Linked DNA regions of Homo sapiens: region 1 is linked to region 2. A link is an interaction called in ENCODE POLR2A ChIA-PET data of the cell type or tissue named here. Cell type or tissue: IMR-90. All regions are shown on one strand. Links, peaks and the distances in the headings refer to the core of each region. The heading gives the core; the rest is flanking DNA.

The links. ChIA-PET counts read pairs that join two places held together with the same protein. Peaks named below come from ENCODE experiments on the same cell type or tissue, not always from the same donor. Only the 100,000 strongest peaks of a DNase experiment are listed, where the experiment ranks them.
Region 1: POLR2A ChIA-PET joins it to region 2 with 10 read pairs; 3 of 35 experiments call an interaction of 5 or more read pairs at or near these places.

The regions. Positions count from the first base shown.
Region 1 is chr13:98,127,060-98,137,370 of GRCh38, reverse strand. The region is part of intron 1 of LOC105370328 (a long non-coding RNA gene); the gene reads left to right. Among named protein-coding and RNA genes, the nearest start is that of FARP1, 11 kb to the left of the region's middle. In IMR-90, for the core only: no CTCF peak of the experiment used is centred there; DNase peaks (open chromatin) are centred at 7,820 and 8,120.
Region 2 is chr13:98,296,076-98,306,386 of GRCh38, reverse strand. The region is part of intron 2 of FARP1 (FERM, ARH/RhoGEF and pleckstrin domain protein 1); the gene reads right to left. Among named protein-coding and RNA genes, the nearest start is that of MIR3170, 93 kb to the right of the region's middle. In IMR-90, for the core only: no CTCF peak of the experiment used is centred there; DNase peaks (open chromatin) are centred at 4,516 and 4,946; H3K4me3 peaks cover 502 bases; H3K27ac peaks cover 4,429 bases.

The DNA.
Region 1 (10,311 bases), core at 957-8,956, 170 kb after region 2:
CACCACACCCAGCCAATTTTTTTATTTTTAGTAGAAACAGGGTTTCATCATGTTGGCCAGGATGGTCTCAATCTCCTGACCTCGTGATCTGCCCACCTCGGCCTCCCAAAGTGCTGGGATTACAGGCGTGAGCTACCGCTCCCAGGCATATTTGTCAGTCTTACAGGCAAAAACAAAATCTCATTATTTTAAAAATTATTCATTGGCATTTATCCATTAACTGCCCTTCATGTGCTTTGCTCATTTTGCCATTGAGTTATCTTTTTTTGTTAACTCTTAATATGTTTTATATGTTAAGGAAATTAGCCCTTTGCTATCATGTAATGAATATTTTTTACGTTTTTTAATATGGTACTCTTTTTCACAACAAGTTCTTAATTTTTATGTTGTCAGATTTGTCAGTGTTTACTTTTATGCTTTCACATTTTTGTGTCATGCTTGGAAATGTCTTCTCTATGCAAGATGTTTTAAAAAATCATCATGTTTCTATACTTTAATGGTTTTATTTTTATATTTTATCATTGATCTATATCTTATTTTGGCATAAGAAATGACACATGCCTCCAACATCTTTTTTCCAAATGGCTGAGCAGATACGATTTGAAAACCCATCTTACTTTCATCTTCCATACCTGTTTAAAATGCCAACTTTGTCCTACCTTAGGATCCGCTTTTCTATGAATATTCTTTTCTACTTATCTGCCTATCCCTGTGCCAGTTACCAAAATGTTTGTGTTTATGGCTTCATAATGTATTTTACTATCTGATACTGCTTGGACCCCATAATTATTGTTAATTTCAAAAGTTTTCCCAGCTAGTCTTACATGTTTGTTTTTCCACATGAATTTTGGTATCATTTTGTTAAGCTCTGAAAATAATCATATTACAATTTTGATTAGAATTGCTGACATTTTGGGCCAGGCATGGTGGCTCAATTGCTTGAACCCGGGAGGCAGAGGTTGCAGTGAGCCGAGATCACGCCACTACATTGCAGCCTGGATGACAGAGCCAGACTCTGTCTCAAAAAAAAAAAAAGAGTGCTGACATTTTGACCTTCAACTTCAACTTTTTGGACTTGTATTATTATTTCCATTTTACAAAGGAGAAACTGAGACACAGAGAGGCTAAGTAATTTACTCAAGGTCACACACAGTACACAGCCAAGAAAGAGATTCAGACTCAGTCAAGCTTCAGAGGCCACCCTCTTAGCCATGATCCTGTGTTGTGCCTCCATATTCAAAAATCTAGGACAACTGGAGAAAGCATTCAAAATGCACTTTTTTAGGATAGAAAATAGGATAGGATAAAAAGTGAAGACTTCAGGTCATTTATTTTTCACTTCACTTTCAAAAGGAGAACTTCAGAAGGGAAGCAAAAGAAGGTCATAGACTGAAATCATTTTCAGTCTGGCCTACGATCTTGCCCTTTGATTCTCATCTCAGAGAAAGAAATGATACATAAAGGGAAGGTATGTCATTGTTGATGACTACCTGAAGTATTTTTGTTGTCCAGAAATGCATTGAGTACCACACACCCAATAAGAAAGCTAAAATTTGGCTGGGCTCAGTGGCTTACACCTGAAATCCCAGCACTTTGGGAAGCCAAGGTGGGTGGATCACCTGAGGTCAGAAGTTTGAGACCAGCCTGGCCAACATGGTGAAACCCCATCTCTACTAAAAATACAAAAAATTAGCCGGGCGTGGTGGCAGGCGCCTGTAATCCTAGCTACTCGGAAGGCTGAGGCAGGAGAATCACTTGAACCTGGGAGGTGGAGGTTGCAGTGAGCCGAGATCACGCCACTGCACTCCAGCCTGGGCAACAGAGCAAGACTCGATCTCAAAAATAAAATAAAAAGGCTGATTGACAGATATGTGACAAAAGAAGTAGATTAAAATTTTAATAGAATTGTAGTGGTGACTAGAGGGACATTCACTGTAAAATTCAACTTTGTTGTATGTTTGAACGTTTTATAATAAAATGATGAATTCTACTCCTAGGTATATATTCAAGAGAAATGAAAACATGTCCACAAATTCATATGAGCATTATTCAAAGTAGCCAGAAAGCAGAAACAACCTGGAAGTCCATTAAATAATGAATGGACAAACAAAATATGGTGTATCTATTCAATGGAATATTATTTGGCAATAAAAAGAAAGTACTGACGCATGCTACAACATGGATAAACCCTGAAAACATCATAAGTGAAAGAAGCCAGACACAGAAGACCTTATAGTATATAATTCTATTTCTAGAAAAGATCAAGAGTCAGCAAATCTGTAGAGACAGAGTAGATTAGAGATTGCCAGAGGCTGGGGAGTTGGAGGAGAATGGGAAGTGAATGCTAGTGGGTACAAGGATTCTTTTTTGAGTGATGAAAATGTTCTAAAATTGTGGAGTTGATTGTGAAACTCTAAATATACTAAAAGCCACTGAATTTTACACCTTTTTTTTTTTTTGAGATGGAGTCTTGTTTGGTAACCCAGGCTGGAGTGCAGTGGCGTGATCTTGGCTCACTGCAACCTCCACCTCCCAGGTTCAAGTGACTCTTGTGCCTCAGCCTCCCGAGTAGCTGGGATCACAGGTGCACACCACCATGTGCGGCTAATTTTTGTATTTTTAGTAGAGATGGGGCTCACCATGTTGGCCAGGCTGGTCTTGAACTCCTGACCTCAAGTGATCCACCAGCCTCGGCCTCCCAAAGTGCTGGTATTAGTGTGAGCCACCATGCCAAGCTGGATTGTACACTTAAAATGGGTAAATTGTGTGGTGGGTAAATTTTATGGTATGTAAATTATATCTCAATACAGGTGTTAAAAATAAAATGTCAGAAAAAATATTACCTTCAGCCCTATTATCACCTGATTAATTGCTGTATCAACTACAAATTTCTTGCTGTAAATGAAGAAAAAGATCATCATCATAAATTCGAATATATTCTGTATATATTAACACTAATTTCTTAAGGAATTTCTAAATTCAATTCATGGTATTAATCTTTGATTCATCAAACTGGTTCTAACTGGAGGACTCTAATATTCTTTCAAGTGTCTTCTTTTTTTTTTTTTTTTTAACAATTGCTAGTTACAGATAGCTCAGGATAGACTCACATGGTATTTAAGGCTACTAAAGTCAGAGGCTACTAAGGCTACTAAAGTTTAAATGCTTAAACACTGCCCTGCTCGTCACTTTAGATCCCTGGGAAGTCCCAGAGGCAGAAAGAAAGAGACAGAGCATGACAGTGCATGTGAAATGAGGAAGTTATTCTTTAAACAAGCCACTGGTTCTCAAACTTGAGTGCATACTGGAATGGCCTGGGGACCTTTGATAATGCACTGATGCCTAGGTGCTCCTCCCCTTCCAGAGATCTTGATGTCGCTGGTCTGGGGTGCAGCCTGGGCATTAGGATCTTTTAAAGCTCGCTAGGAGATTCTAGCATACGGCCAGATTGAGAATTATTGGCCCAGGACAATCACCCTAGCTCTGGGAGGGCCAGGCTGGAGCAGAGGCTTAGCTCAGAACCTAAATCCAAATGGTGCGGGGATTCACCCTTCTCCGCATGACCCCAAGCTGCACGAAACTCAGGCAAGAGTGAGTGAGCACAGATGGAGAGCGCAAACATGGCGCCTTAACGTCATCCTCATCCTCTAATTCTAAAGATAGAATTCCAATCAAACTCTATTAAAAGATAGTTCATGAAAAGCTTTCCTCTTACCCTGTTCACCTGTTGCTGCTATCTGCCCTACCTCCAAACAGGTCACCTCTTTATCTTTACAGCTGCTTCTTTATCTTTCCAGAAAAAGACATGTTTATCTTTTAGCTTCTTCTTTATCTCTCTAGAGAATTCAAGCCAACCCAGATATATGTTGTTTTTTTAACAGCAAATATAGAATTTCATGCTATTTTTTTCCCAGGAAAATGTCGGAAATAATTTCATATCGATGCTTAAATAATTTCATATCAATTTCTCTCTCTTTTTTTTACATCTACATAGTATTCCATTATATAGGCACACCATAATTTACTTTAAGAATTACTTATTGATGGGCATTTAAATTGTTTCCTAGTTGATATTATATCCAAATGCTTCCATGGATAACCCTGTTCATGTCATTTTGCACAGATACTAATATAACTGCAGGATAAATTCCTACAAGCAGAATCCCAGGGTCAAAATGTTGTACATTTGTAATTTGATAAACATCACAAAATTGTCCTCCATGGGGTGATTGCGATTGATACTTATACCAGCAACATGAGATTCTTCTTCGCTCCCGGTATCCCACCCCCAACCACCTCACCAGAGTAGGCTGTCACACTTCTAAGTTGTTTGCCAGTCTGATAGGTTAAAAAATGATGTCTCAGCTGGGCTCTGTGGTTCACACCTGTAATCCCAGCACTTTGGGAGGCAGAGGCAGGCGGATCTTGAGGTCAGGAGATCAAGACCTTCCTAGGCGGGGTGTGGTAAGATCAGCCTGGCTAAGATGGTGAAACCCCGGCTCTACTAAAAGTACAAAAAAATTAGCCAGGCGTGGTGGTGGGTGCCTGTAGTCCCAGCTACTCAGGAGGCTGAGGCAGAAAATTGCTTAAACCCGGGAGGTGGAAGATGCAGTGAGCTGAGATCACACCACTGCACTCCAGCTTTGGCGACAGAGCAAAACTCCGTCTCAAAAAAAAAAAAAAAAAAAAAAACCGTCCTGGCCAACATGGTGAAACCTAGTCTCTCGTCTCTACTAAAAAAACAAAACTTAGCCAGGCATGGCAGTGCACACCTGTAATCACAGCTACTTGGGAGGCTGAGGCAGGAGAATCACTTTAACCCGGGAGGCAGAGGCTGCAGTGAGCCAAGATCACGCCACTGCACTCCAGCCTGGGTGACAGAGCAAGACTCCGTCTCAAAAAAAAAAGATGTCTTAGTATACTGGAGTTTGCTTTTCTCTCCCATTTGTGAACTTGTGCGTTTTCCCATGTTTAAGACCCTTTTGTAGTTCCTCTTCTATCAATGTTCATTTGTAGCCCACAGGTGAACTGTGCTCCACAATATTCAGCTGTGGCCCAATGTTCTGTTTTGGCCCACTAGCTGCATAGATGATATAAGCACGCCCCGCAAGTTAGCAATTTTTCTGAGGAAGAATAAGGAGGTGGGTGAACAGGTGGACAGACCAAGAGGTGAAAGCCCTTCTTCATCCTTGACAAAAGGGACTCAGGCTGTTCACTCGCCCCAAGAGGTGATACACCATATCTTAGTCATTCTGCTAATACTAATTGAATGCCTATGATATGTAAAACATGTCTAATAGATGAAAGAATGAAAGCACCAGGATATACATTTCAAAATTACATTATAATAGAAGTCTTTCTACCAACATTCCTATGTACTTCTTTTTTATGGATATTGATGTGCAATTGCGCCATCATTGGTAGTAATTAAACTGTCATTTCATACTTTTTGCATTTTCCTTGCATTAAGCTTCTCCAAACTGCTAATTTTCTTTTTTCTTCTTCTTTTTTTTTTTTTTTTGAGATGGAATTTCGCTCTTGTTGCCCAGGCTGAAGTGCAATGGCACGATCTCAGCTCACCGCATCCTCCGCCTCCCAGGTTCAAGCAATTCTCCTGCCTCAGCCTCCCGAGTAGCTGGGATTACAGGCATGTGCCACCATGCCCGGCTAATTTTGTATTTTTAGTAGAGATGGGGTTTCTCCATGTTAGTCAGGCTGGTCTCAAACTCCCGACCTCAGGTAATCCGCCCGCCTCAGCCTCCCAAAGTCCTGGAATTACAGGCATGAGCCACCGCGCCTGGCCCCAAACTGATAATTTTCTAACATATTCTTTGAATCTATGCTCCTATATATGTAATCTTAGTACTTTTGGCATTTTTTCCACCACCTGAAGAAAAAAAAAACAAACCATGATCCCCTCTTTATGATTCTTCCAAAGCCTTTTCTGACTTGAGAGCTTCTTTGTGTGTGCCTGTTCTCTTATTGAGTTTGGTTTCTTTCTGTGTAAATTAGAAGCCCTAATAAGGACTTTCCAATGGCATCTAGTCGATTCCTGAGGCGCCTTGCTGGACAGAGGTATCAATCTTTTGTGTTTTAAAGCATTTCTGAAGAAAGACCTTTCATTTTCTCAATAATCTTCCCATTCCAGTATTTATGATCTAGTCATGGAAATAACTTTCTACCACCTATCTCCCCGGATGATCTCATTGACCATCTTAATGTAATTTGATGCTGATTACTTCTACATTTTTCTTCAGTTCTCACAAATTAGTCATCAAAACAGATTCACACTGTAATTAACTTGTGACTTTGATTTTTTTTTTCGTGGTAGAATTAAGAACTTTGATGTTTTTCCCATGGTGAAAGCACTCTATATTTGTTTCCCATTTAAATAACTACATTTCCAAATTCAGGCATGCAAAGAATATCACTTAAATTAATTTATATTCCAAACTTCTTTCCACCAGGCAGGAAAAAACTCAGCCCCAGCCATTGCGGGGCTTACTGCACCCCCTTCGCTGGACGTCTTGCTGGACAGTAGAGTTCCAGCAACTCAGGTAGCATCAGGGTGTCAGGAGACCCTCTGAGGACCACAGTCCCAGCTGCATGTCAGGTCCGTGCACCTGCGCCGCAACTTCCAGGCCCTGCTTAGGGCAAGCGAACTGCCAGCAAGGCTGGGAACCGCAGATGAGGGGGGGTCCCTGCTGTCTGCAAGACCACAGACCCCTCCTTCCGTTTTAGCTTGAAGGGAATCCCTTCTCTTTTCTCTTTTCCTTCAGAGGCACGACTTCTGGCTCCTCTATTCCCACAGAACACTGAACATACTTAGGGTTTTGGCTTTTGAAAACCTGAATATCTCAAAAAAAATACCCATCATCCATTTCATGTTGAAAAGACATCAAGGTCTGTGTTAGGAGGCCCCCGTCCATGAGCGTTGACGGTGCAGCCGGGATGACAGGTGAATTAACAGGAGGCACCACATCACAAGTGCACCAAGCCCACCCATGTGGATATGACAAAAGAAGCCTTATTCACTTCTAGGGGGAAGGCACACTAAGCCAGGACCTGAAGAGGTAAGAAACAGGTGGAGGGCTCAGCAGGCAGTGGAAAAGATGGTCCCACAAGGTTTTACTCCACAATTGTTCTTTTCAACACTCTTTGCTCAAATATTTGTGCATTTTATGCAGCTTCTCTTTTTTAGTGCTTTCATGATGGGTAAACTGAGTCTTCTCTATTGTCCTAAATGATAAGGAATTACAAAAGGTTGACTTGTAAATGACACAATTTATTGTCAATTAACCCAACAAGTTTTATAATGTAACTGTGGAGAGAGCATTGGGAGGAGGAGGGGCAAATGCTGTCTTAGCAAAATAAATCCAGAGTATTTTTAGCAAAACTAGAATCAAAGTTATGTTAATACAGAGAATATGAATCTCCCTAGTAGATCAGACCAGGGTAGGGGTGAGGGTGGGTTGGGAAGGAACTGCAAAGGAAATGATTCCTGCTTGGGAGAAGGGAGGGAGATTTCGACTGGGACCTAAAGCTTGGTACAGTCACACCTGGCATCCCAGCTTCTTCCCCAGCCCTCATCCTCAGGAGCAAGCTCACCTTTCTCCTAACATGGAAGGGTTAAACATACTATATCAAAACCCACTCCTTCTACTTTGGGGTCTCTGTAATTGGCCAAAGAGAAAAGCCACTGAATGATGTCTGAGGCTGCAAAATGTGCAGGACACAAGAAAAGACTCAGAGTTCTGGAATTTAATGACAGTCATGATTTGCTTAATGACGGGGATACATTCTGAGAAATGCATCAGTAGGCGATTTCATCATTGTGTGAACATCACAGAATGTACTTACACCCACCTAGATGGTGTAGCCTTCTATGTACCTAGGCTATATGGTACAGCCTGTTGCTCCTAGGCCATCAACTGGAACAGCATGTTACTGTACTGAAAACTGTAGGTAATCATAACAAATAGTAAGTATATGTATATCTAGACATATCTAAGCATAGAAAAAGTACAGTAAAAGTATGGTATAAAAGATTAAAACATGGTGTACCTGCAGAGGGCACTTACCATGAATGGAGCTTGCAGGACTGGAAGCTGCTCTGGGTGACTCACTCAGTGAGTGAGTGGTGAATGAGTTGAAGGTCTAGAACATAGCTATATGCGACTCCATTTTTATGCTGCTAATAAAGACATACCCAAGACTGGGCAGTTTACAAAAGGAAGAGGTTTTATTTATTTATTTTTTTTGAGACAGAGTCTCCCTCTGTCGCCCAGGCTGGAGTGCAATGGCACGATCTCGGCTCACCGCAACCTCCGCCTCTTGGGTTCAAGCAATTCTACTGCCTCAGCCTCCTGAGTAGCTGGGATTATAGGCGTGCGCCACCATGCCCAGCTAATTTTGGTATTTAGGACAGGGTTTCACCATGTTGGTCAGGCTGGTCTCGAACTCCTGACGTCATGATCTGCCCGCCTCGTCCTCCCAAAGTGCTGGGATTACAGGCAAGAGCCACTGCGCCCGGCCAAAAGGAAGAGGTTTAATTGGACTTACAGTTCCACACAGCTGGGGAAGCCTCACAATCATGGCAGAAGGCAAGGAGGAGCAAGTCATGTCTCACATGGATGGCAGCAGGCAAGAGAGAGAAATGAAAGCCAAAAGAAACGGGTTTCCCCTTATCAAACCATCAGATCTCATGAGACTTATTCACTACCAAGAGAACAGTATGGGGAAATCCACCCCCAAGATTCAATTATCTCCCACTGGGTCCCTCCCACAACACATAGGAATTATGGGAGCTACAAGATGAGATTTGGGTGGGGACACAGAGACAAAGCATATCAACTGTAGACTACATAAACACTGTACACTTAGGCTACTACATTGTATTAGCCCATTTTCACACTGCTAAAAAGAAATACCTGAGACTGGGTAATTTATAAAGGAAAGAGGTTTCATTGACTCCCAGTTCCTCATGGCTGGGCAGGCCTCAGGAAACTTACAATCATGGTGGAAGGGGAAGCAGGCACAGCTTACATGGCAGCAGATGAGAGAGAGAACCCCAGGGTAAACTGCCATTTATAAAACCATCAGATCTCATAGGAGCTCCCTCACTATCATGAGAACAGCCTGGTGGAAACTGCTCCCATAATCCAATCACCTCTCACCAGGACTCTCCCTCAACATCTGGGGGTTATAATTCAAGATGAGATTTGAGTGGGGATACAAAGCCTAATCATAATATACATTTATTAAAAATATTATTCTGGCCGGGCGTAGTGGCTCACACCTGTAATCCCAGCACTTTGGGCAGCTGAGGCGGGTGGATCACAAGGTCGGGAGTTCGAGACCAGCCTGGCCAACATGGTGAAACCTCGTCTCTACTAAAAATACAAAAATTAGCTAGGCATGGTGGCATGTGCCTGTAATCCCAGCTACTTGGGAGGCGGAGGGAGGAGAATCTCTTGAACCCGGAGGTTGCAGTGAGCCATGATCGCACCATTGCACTCCAGCCTGGACGACAGAGCGAGACTCTGTCTCGAAAAAAAATTTTTTATTTCTTCAATAATAAATTAACCTTAGTTTCCTGTAACTTTTTTACTTTATAAATGCTTAAATCTTTTTAAACTTTAAGACTCTTTTGTAATAACACTTACTTAAACATATTATACAGCTGTGCAAAAATATTTTTCTTTGTTTATATCCTTACTCTATAAGCTTTTTTCTATTTTTAGAATTTGTCTTTTTGAATTTTTTAAAACTTTTTTCCTAAAAACTAAGACACAAACATACACACATTAGCCCAGACCTGCACAGGGTCAGGATCATCAATATCACTGTCTTCCACCCCCACATCTTGTCCCACTGGAAGGTTTTTGGGGCACTAACATGCATGGAGCTGTCATCTCCTATAGTAATAACGCCTTCTTCTCGACACCTCCTAAAGGATCTCCTTGAGGCTATTTAAGAATTAACGTTTTTCTTTTATAAGTTAAAGGAACAAATATTATAGTAAATACATAAACCAGTTACACAATCATTTATTATCATTATCAGGGATGATGCACTGTACATAATTGTCTGTCCTAGACTTTTTTTTGTTTTTTGAGACGGAGTCTCGCTCTGTTGCCCAGGCTGGAGTGCAGTGGCACGATCTCGGCTCACTGCAAGCTCCACCTCCTGGGTTCACGCCATTCTCCTGCCTCAGCCTCCCAAGTAGCTGGGACTACAGGCGCCCACAACCACGCCCGGCTAATTTTTGGTATTTTTAGTAGAGACAGGGTTTCACTGTGTTAGCAAGGA
Region 2 (10,311 bases), core at 661-8,660:
GTAAAGTGTCTAGCACAGGGGCATGCAACAGAAGCTGAGTCACTGCTAGTCCCCTCCCACCTCTTCCCCTCGTAAGAAAAGGTACTAGAGTGGGTCAGGCAATTTCTCCTTTTCCCATATGTTTAAGCTTGGCATGGTTGATATGCACCAGTTTCAGTTACTCTGGTTTAGTTAAATCACACCAGTCTCCCAACAACACAATGCAAACTTCAGTTATTAGAACATAGTTAACTGTAAGTAACTGCATAAAGCGCAAACGTTGCAATCAGCTGTCCAGTCTACACATCACTCCATGAAATACAGATGCACGTTATGCATGATCAGTGACCAACCCCATCACTTCTTTCATAGTCTACTGAAGATGGGTCTCTGCACATGGATAGTTCAGTCTCCACACAGACAGCAAAGCGTGGAGTTGTGTTGCCTCCTTGTCTCCCAGTGATTCGCCCAGAATCACATTTTACAAAAATGGGTAACTGAAAAGGGAAACTGGCCAATGAAGATGAAAGTGCAAGAAAAAAAAAAGGGAAAGTAATAATACAAGAAGTAAAATTTGAGTTGAACTTAAGTGGAGTTTTAGAAGAAACAGTGGACCAGGGGAACGTCAACACTGGCCCTTTGAGAGACTCTAGATGTGCAGCCAGAGAAGCTTAGTGAAGGTGGATTATTGACAGAAATGAGGAAAGAGGTTGTGATGCAAATGATGAAGGCGTCCTTAAAGAAGTGAAGCTTTTCACATTAAGGAAATTCTCAGGGCCCGCGTGGTGGCTCACGCCTGTAATTCCAACACTTTGGGAGGCCGAGATGGGCGGATTACCAGAAGTCAGGAGTTCAACACCAGCCTGACCAACATGGAGAAACCCCGTCTCTACTAAAAATACAAAAGTTAGCTGGGCGTGGTGGCGGGTGCCTGTAATCCCAGCTATTCGGGAGGCTGAGGCAGGAGAATCGCTTGAACCCAGGAGGTGGAGATGGAGGCTGCGGTGAGCTGAGATCACGTCTTTGCACTCCAGCCTTGGCAACAAGAGCGAAACTCCGTCTCAAAAAAAAAAAAGAAAGAAATTCTCAGAGATACGTCATGGCATTGAAAGTGCGAGGGATAAAATGTTGGAAACTGATCTAAATGCATGAGTACCCAAATGGCAGCCAGTACTAGGATCACATCCTCTCTGACAAATACAAGTTGTTGTTAGTGAATGAGGAAAGGATTTTCCCCAAGGAAAATAAATAAATAAATAATAAAAATAAAAAATAAATAAATTAAAAAATATATATATATATACACATTTAAATATTCTTACTGAGCCCCTATCATCTTTCAACCACAAATTACAGTGAACCTTCACTCCTCTCTCTCTCTCTCTTGCTAAAAGCATTATGGCCATGCCTAATACTTCTCTACTCAACACAAAGAATACAGACCACAGACAGATGAGGCTGAAAGATTCGGAAGCAGAATTCAAGTGTATTTCTTTGTGGCACATGCTTTGTTATATTCTTTAAGGTTAAATGGAAAGATATGAACAGCATGTTCCAATGGCTGACAGATAATACGTTAATTTTCTATGCATGAATTTATGCCCAGCTCAGACAAGGTCTCAACTTTTTAGTAGTTGAAGAGAGACAGGGAGGCATGAGCTGTGAGAAATAAATGTCTTTTGGCTTCAGACAGAAACATCAGCATCGCATACAATTTCTCAGTTCATCAGTTTGGTCTGCGAAGGTGATACCACTTAAAATCATGGCACCTGCCCGCCTGCAAGAAACTCGTGTCACCGCCTTGGCTGTGCCCATCGAATGGGTAGCTTTCCTGGTTCCTGTGTCTCCAGGCTCCAGGCCTGTACCGCTCTGCAGCCCTCTTCTCCACCAGCCTAGAGTTATCTCAAAGCAGGACCCACCTCGGAATCTGCACCTTTCTGGACCTAACACCCCAAGGAGTACATGTCTGCTGACTGAATAAATGAATGAAACAGAAGCACAAGTCACTTCAAAAGCCCTTGATAATCTATAAACCATTTTAAAATAATTTTTCTTCCCACCTAGTTCTTAGATGAATGAAAATCATAAAGATAAACTCCCTAGTAAATATGGGTAAAAACAAGAGCCTTCAATTAAGCAGCTGGAAGTCCTACACTCCATTACCCAGTAATTTCACTGGCTTCCATATGCAGGTCTGGCAGAGCAGCAGACCCTTCTGCTGGAGGGGTCTCGGGCCCCACTATGTCATACACCAAGATGAATCTACCCATGGGGACAGGGGAAAAGGGAGCTCACGGTTTGTTTTTACCAGGCCTGAAGTGACTCTCAGCAACCTCGCTAATAATTGCTGCATTTCCCAAAGTAAACAGAGAGGACCGTTAGGTAGAGTTTTCTACACACCAGGGAAAAAGGAGGCTTGCAGTGACACTCAGACCACCACTTCGGTCAAGTAACGAGTGAACTCTGATGAATGGAACTTTCTAATCAAAGAGGCATAAATTAACTTTCAGGTCTTTCAATCAGCTAGTCAAATACAGTGCAGTCTTTGAATTTCTTAATTGTCTGTTTTTCTTTGCAGAATCCCTCCTCTGGCGCTTAACCTTTAAAGCCCTTTCCAACCCTGAGATTCCATAGAATTCCACTCCTGTTACACATATCGATTTTACTAATTGAGGCTAAAGTAAAATATCCCAGTTAGTGAGATTTTCCCATATACATAAATCTATGTCCTATATACACAAGCCATGAAGCCATTTGTATGTTGAGCATTTCAGAAGACGACAACGGGGACTCTGGAACATCTGCTTACTAAAGCTAAGGGCGTAGGTTCAGAGAGGACTTAATTTACAAGTTCCAACTCTTAACAGCATCATTTATGAACATGTTCCCCAGAACATACACAACGAGGACCAAGTTCCCTCATATAAATCTTTTTGTAGGTTCTCAACCCTCGCCACAAGCCTCAAAACAAAATCCAGTTTAAATAAAATGTTAACAGGTTTACTGAAGTAGATGTACATGCTATAAAATTCAACTACTGTAAGTATACAGTTCAATGACTTTTTAGTACATTTCTAGGACTGTGCAAACATCACCACAATCCAGTTCTGAAACATTTCCATATCACCCTTAAACTTTCCCTCAAGCCAGTCTGCAGTCAATTTCTGTTCCCACTCCCAGGCCAAGACAACCACCCAACATCAGCTTTCTGCCTCTAAGATTTGACTTTTCTGGACATTTCACATAAATGGCTTCAAACAACACGTCATCATGTGTATCTGACTTTATTCACACAGCATAAAGTTTCTGGAGGTTCGTGCATGTTGAGCATAACCAATCAAGGTAAATTATATTGATATTCCCTTTACAATCAAAACAGAGCCTGCTACATACAGAGTGGGCCCGCAAAATTCATGAAAACTCCACCAGGACCAAGTGGCCACCTCCACACTTCTACAGGCTGCCACATCACTACCTCCTCCCTCAGCTCAGGAGCTCTCCTCGTTGGGGCCTGATACTCCCTGCTCTCTCTCTTGCCCAAATGGGCTTATTGCACTCACCTTAACTCTCCTCGCCCCTGGTTTCAAAGCACCCACAGCTGCAGATAAGAGCTGCTCCTGCCCCTACTCTGGTCCCAAGGGATCAATATCAACCATGCTACCTCATCGACCTCAATCTCTCAGCAAGGAGAAATGCATCCCACAACTGAGAACTAATGGCTTCCATTCTCACCCCAATGGGATCCTGAAGAAGTTCCTCTTTGCTCTTCACCTTGCCTTTCCTTGATCTCTCCAGACAACGATGTTATAGGTAAAAATTCCTCAAATGCCCAGACCTTGGTCAGTGCTAGCACCCAGGCTAGGTTGGTGCTAGGAGAGAGGGCTGCAGTGCTTTTTGCCTGAGCACGCCCAGGAAGGGTGAAGTGTGGCAAAGCTGATCTGCCCCGGACAGGGAGAAGCAGCTCTCGGAAAAAGAAAGTGACCATCTTTGGCCACTGGTGTGGGCAGGGGTGAAAAAAAAGATGAGTGTGGGAGGTTGAAAATATAGCAACTGGGGAAAATGGAGGAATGAATGTGAGCTAGAAAAGAATTTTTTGATATGGGTAAGATTACAGGCATAAGCTGGCACTTGCCATTCATGGTAGATTTTACAAAAGTGGTGGAAAGAGAGTTCATTCCACGTGTTTGCCCCATTATTCTGGAGGTTTGATTATGGCTTTCCATTAAAGAGCAGAGTTAACAGCTAACTTGGTGGCCCCTGCTTTTGTGCCAAAATGTGGCAGCTAAGTCAGCCCAATTCATGGAAAGTTCCTTTTTGCTTCCTACTTCTATGCAGGGAAGTTAATGGGTACAGAGCCAGTCTGTGTACGGGGTCAATTTTGAGGTGTGTCTACACCAAGTATTCCTTAAAAGGAATCAGGTTTCCTTAGGGGAAAAAAAAAATGATCATGAATTTTAAAGTCGACAGACAGGATGATCTGTTTTGTTTGAGAAATCCGGTCACCCGAATTAACAAGGCTGTTGCACGCATCCTCCATGCCCTGGCTTTGGCTCAGAGGACAGTCTTTACTTTCTGCTTTTTAAAGAAGTCTGAGCCATACACCACCGAGTACGTGTACACTTAAATAAACATAAAAACACTGGCTTCTTAAGGCAAGTTAAGTATCCCTCTGTGTGTTTTCAATGTACTACCATTTTGGGGACTTGATTTCCCCCCAAAAGCCCGAAAGGTTTATACGATCAAAACACCTCTTCTTTAGGTTCTATCCCCTCTAAAATATTAAATGCACAGTATTATCTAGAAAACGCTGAGCTTTCAACAATCCAAGTCCCAGGAATGTAGAAAGACATAAACAAAATGGAAAAGTAAACAAATGCCAAGCTCCTAAGTCACTGCCAGGAAAATTCTAACAGAGAGAAGAGAACGAGCCACACATTTTTAATGTGGCTCAGAAAACCCACACCTCCGCAGAAGGCTTGACTTCAGGCTTCTCTCACTTGCCAGCAACCTCATACAATAGAAGCTCTGTTTCTGCCAAGCAGACCTGTCTGACTTCTCCACCTCTTCACCTACAGAACTTTCAGATGGTAAACAGACGTGGAAAGTGACACGTGGACCAGAGAAAGCCCTACAAGTCCAACAGAGAGAAAGAAAAAAGTGCATTAAAGTGGCCAGGAGCTGGTCAATGTACTTGCCCAGGGCTCCTCCAGGTGGGGGCTGGCATGAGCTCTGCATTACTGACATTTGAGCAGGTGTTCCTTTGTTGGGGGCAGGGTGGACTGTCCTATGCCTTGTAGGATGATCAGCAGTGCCTTGGCCTCTTTCCTCAAGATGCCATTAGATGACAACCAAAGCAGTCTCTGGACCCAGCTCGATGTCCCCTGGATGGCGCAATGGCCCCAAGTTGATGACAGCTGGTCTGGACCAACAACAGGATCACCAATTCCAGGGTTGGAGAGACCTGAGAGATCATCCAGGCAGGGGCTTTGTCATTTGGGATGCATTAATGGAGTCCCTTAAAGGGTAACTCTCCAAGGCCATGGAGCCCCCAAGTCGGCAGCAGCACAGAAGACAGAAGCCTCAGTGCCTGACCAGGCCAACATTTTTGGAGAAGTCTATTTTCAAAGAAAACTGGACATTAAGTGCCCCATATATATTTGAAACCATCATTTGGTAAAGCAAGTAATATTCATAATGCTGTTCTTTCTATATTTTAGAAAAAAAGTACAGAGGGGACGGGGAAGGGTGGCCCTGCTGGGCGGAGCAGAGAAGTGGCTTCACCTGCAGAGATGGAAGAGCTGATGAAGCCACCGGCAAGAGGGCACAGTCAGAAGGCAAGACCCTTTTACATGTACAGAACACATTTTGTATATGTTTATAAAACTGCTGTTATATAATGTAACATTTTCCCTGGAAATCAATCCACTCAAAAAGAATACGCGGACATCCTGGGTACCAAACCAAGAGGGCTCCCAAAGCATCTGCCCAGCTCTCTTCACTGCCGGTTAGAACGATGATAGAGATGTGGTTGGATGACTGCTACCAAGGCTGAGAGAGACACGGGGTCCGTGCAAACGACAGTGGCCCAGGGCCCCAAGGAACAGTTCCCAGTGACCTCTAAGTGACTAACGTGAAAGCCTGTCGTCCCCACACTACTCGAGGCCAACCCCATAAGGCAGCATGGACGGACTGTCTTCTCACTCCAGACCTCCTAACCTAACACCAACTTTCTCTTTGCCTCAATAAATATCTTAATCTAGATACAGTGCTCTCAGGGGAAAGGGTGTGGCCAAATTCTGTGTGTGGTTGGCTCTTGGCCTATTACTGGGACTGAGAGGGAGTGTTTTAATAAATTCTTTAAACATTATTTGGGGGAACATTAGAAACTATTCAATAGTGAGGCCAGAACAAAAGAGGAAGCTTTCAATGCTCCTGTAGCATTTCAGTCCCCCTGATTAGCTACTGATTAGCACACATACTTGAAGCAGCAGATCATCTGGGAGGCAGAAAGCATCCAAAAACATAGAAACAAAAAACTATTTTAAAATAATAAAGAGCTAGAATTAAATGTACCGATTATTAAAATAGCAGTGATTTCAGCACCACATTTTTGTCCGTGCAGTCGTGTGTTGCAGCCATATAGCTCCACTGAACAGCTTTTTGTTACTGTTTATTTTCCTAAGCTCTCAAATAAAGTGATTAAAGAATTACATCTTCCTAAGGCTGCAGAAGGATGGAAGGAAATTATGAATTCAGGTTTCCAAGACTATAATTGGAGTTAAGACTCTAATGTGGTTCTTTGGGGCCCAGACTGTATCTTTACTAATATTTTTCCTACTTTAGCATTTATGTTGCCACCCAGGAGCATAACTCCACACACAATTGCTCAAGGCTTATGAGTCTTCTGTAGAATAGGCAAGGAAAGGAATAATTTGAAGGCGTAATGTCAAAGCTCTCACTTCAGTAGACAGCCCCTACGTGTTCATACATTTCGCCTGCTGGGCCCCATCTTTCAAATAGAGCCAGCCAGAGTATGCTTTTATGTCTCTTGGCTGGTAACCATCTTGTTCTCAGTGCCTGGGAGAGAGGGTGTGAGGATAGAGAGGAAGAGAAAAGGTTGTTTCTAGCAAAGGTCAATATTAATAAAACACCCTATGCCAAAAAAACAGACAGCAAAGTTTTGTAACAATGGTTACTTCTGCATGGTAGAACTGTGGCTTTTTTTAGTTGCTGTCGGTTCAAATGTTTTTGATAGGAACATGTATTGCTTTATTACCCAGCATTAAAATCAATATTTTTTAAATATAATCAATATTTTCTGAAGTTGTGCACATAATCCCAAGGGGGCCACTCACTGCATTCCCAAAGAAACCTCCGCTTTCCTGTTCCATCCCTCCCGCCAGATAGCATCTTAGCAGCACGTGCCTTCATTTTTGGCAGCCCCTCCACTTAAAACTTGCAGTTCCATTCAGCACAGGTCTGAAAATCCTCATATATACAATGTTAGTAAATGACCAAATACATTCCTAAAGCCTGCTCACCATTTATTCCTTTCTATTTCCACTTTACAGCAAGAAACATACTACTCATCCATCAGCGGGTGTAACTCACCTACATTATTACACAACCAAGGCGTTGAAAAGACAGAAAGCTCCTTTTTAATGCTCTAAGCTCCTAGAAGGCCAGGGACTGTTTTTAACTCCTCTATACATTGCTCATGTCCCATAACCAAAGAATTAATGAAGTGCTGATGAAAAGATATGAAAGCCCAACAGCATAAACACAGAGACAAAAACAAAACAAGGGTTTCACTCCATTCCTGGGAACAGCTGGCAGAGCAAACACAAAATACTTGAAAGCCACAGGTAAGGGGAAAAAAATTAAGCTGATTGCTTCATCCCAACCAACTCTTTCATACAAGCAGATGATAAAACAAAAAGAAGCATGGGGTGCAGTCCCATAAGAGTTTCTATCTGCACCTTTGGAAACTGTCTTCTATGCTAGTAAGTTACAGCTAACAAATGTTTAGTGAGTCCACCTCTGTGCAAGCATGGGACCTTGTCAATCAGTCTTCAGATTATGCGACACGAATGAACGTAGAGATGTGTGATCCCAAGGCAATGTATTTAAACACAAGCCATGGTGTCTTCCCTTTTCCTTGGCAAAATGGGATAACCAAGCCTTGAAAATGCTGTTAAAGGAACTAAAAAGGAAAGTATACACATAATGCCTGATAGAGGACAGATGCTCAAATATGCAGAGCACACGCAGGGCCACCGTGCTGCGCAGCTCTGGGGCTTGGGGCAGTTCCCATCACAGTCCTACACAGCCTGACATGGAAATCCTGGGTCGCCCTGTTTCTCGGCATTCTGCTTTATTTCATTTTCTACTTCTCTGCCATTTCTCATCAGAAATGTCAAGGTCAAAATGCAAACGCACAGGATGATGGCAAACAAGATACAGGGAACGTGGATAATTCAGAAACCCGCTCTGATAGGGATCTGCTTCTATGCCATGTAACATGACAAGGAACTTATTCAAAATCTATCTTTAATTCTTAGATACAACTGACAACTTCAAAGTAACATAAAACAGCACTGAAGACTCCATTCCTATTGGTGGGGGTGAAGCGGTGGAGGGAGACAGGACCCTTTTGAGAATCAGATGAGAGAGAGGGGCTTCCTTCCCCCAAACATACACATCTACCCAAATTTTGCTTACATGTCAGCCCGTTCATAAACATAACGTCCCCACCCAAATGTCCTCCTTCCCACAGTAGTAATAACCCAAAGAGAATCAGGCAGATCTTCTTATAATTTCATTTAAACACGGGGCAGTTTGAGTTTTTAAAATTATCGTACCTACAGTTGGCTGTAGTCATAGTAATTCACCCTTTCTCTCTAGGCTGTGTTAAAATTCCTAAGAACAAAATAGCATGAACAAAGCCTGGGAAGTTTTAAAGCCAATCTTGAATCCCAAATGCCTGCTGTTTCACCAAATAATTAAGCGGCTACTTCATTTCTATTGCACACCTGGAGCTTAATTGCTTCACAAAACCACACACACAGATGGCTTCGAGAGAGGTAAGTCCACATAATAAAAGTTCATGGGCAGCTCCGTTATTTGGACAAGGTTTTGGTTTTATGGAGCTGCTGCCCAGGGCACACACCATCTAAGTAGCTCCTGCTGATCAGCTGAACGTCACTTTGCAGTTGACAGCACTAAGGCTACCCTACAGCCTATCTTCCTATGGGAACAATCCGGCATCTCCCCTGAGGGCAACCAGACTGTGCTGTGCACAATAAAGAAAGCCCTATGCCCCATATTCTCACTTGAAGAAAAGCAGAGATTACAGAAAGGTGATATATGAATATTCATTTGCTGTTATTAAAAAACCATCATTTGAAATCATTTAAATCAGTGTCATTTAAAAAGTCATTTAGGGCCGTGTAATCCCAGCTTTGGGAGGCCAAGGTAGGAGGATCACTTGAGCTCAGGAGTTTGAAACCAGCCTGGGCAATGTAGTGACACTTTGTCCCCACAAAAAATACAAAAATTAGCCAGGCATGGTGGCTAGCACCTGTGGTCCCAGCTACTCAAGAGGCAGAGGTGAGAGGATCACCTGAGTTGGGAAGCAGAGGCTGCAGTGAGCTATGTCACTGCACTCTAGCCTGGCAGACAGAGGGAGATTCTGTCTCAGGAAAAAAAAAAAAAAAAAAGGCCATTAAGTCACTTTATATTTGTAAAATCCTTTACAGTTTACAAGTACTCTAATGTGGCTCAGAACTTCAGAAGGGAAAACAGACATTCTACGCAAAAAAGGCTCCCATTAGCAAAGGCTTCCTGAACATCTCCTGTGCTAGGAGTGGAGGATGTGCATGAAGAGCGGGGGGTCCCTGTCTTCACAGATCATGGAAACATAGGAGAAGGATGCCCATGTCCACTCTGGCGAGAACGGGGGTTTCTACAAGGGGAGAAGCACTGATTCGGATTTTTACAGGGAAAGTCATTTCATCCAGAGAACTGGAATGGGAAGAAACTGGGGAAATAGCATTCAAGGCAGAAAGGAGAGTGTGCGCATGTGCTGGCGGCAAGGTGTACCTGCAATCGGGGGGCCACGGGACAGGAAGGAATGATGGCGGTGAGGCTGGAGAAGGTGACGAGCCTAATCCACGAAGGTCTTCCCAGTTGATTGATAATGGGAGTTTATAGATGAGGAAACTGAAGACACAGATCTGCTAGAGTAGCTGCTCTCAAACCAGGACATGCTCCATGTGGAAGCTCTTTAAAATAATGTATCGATGCTCGGGTCTCATCCCCAAAGCTCTGATG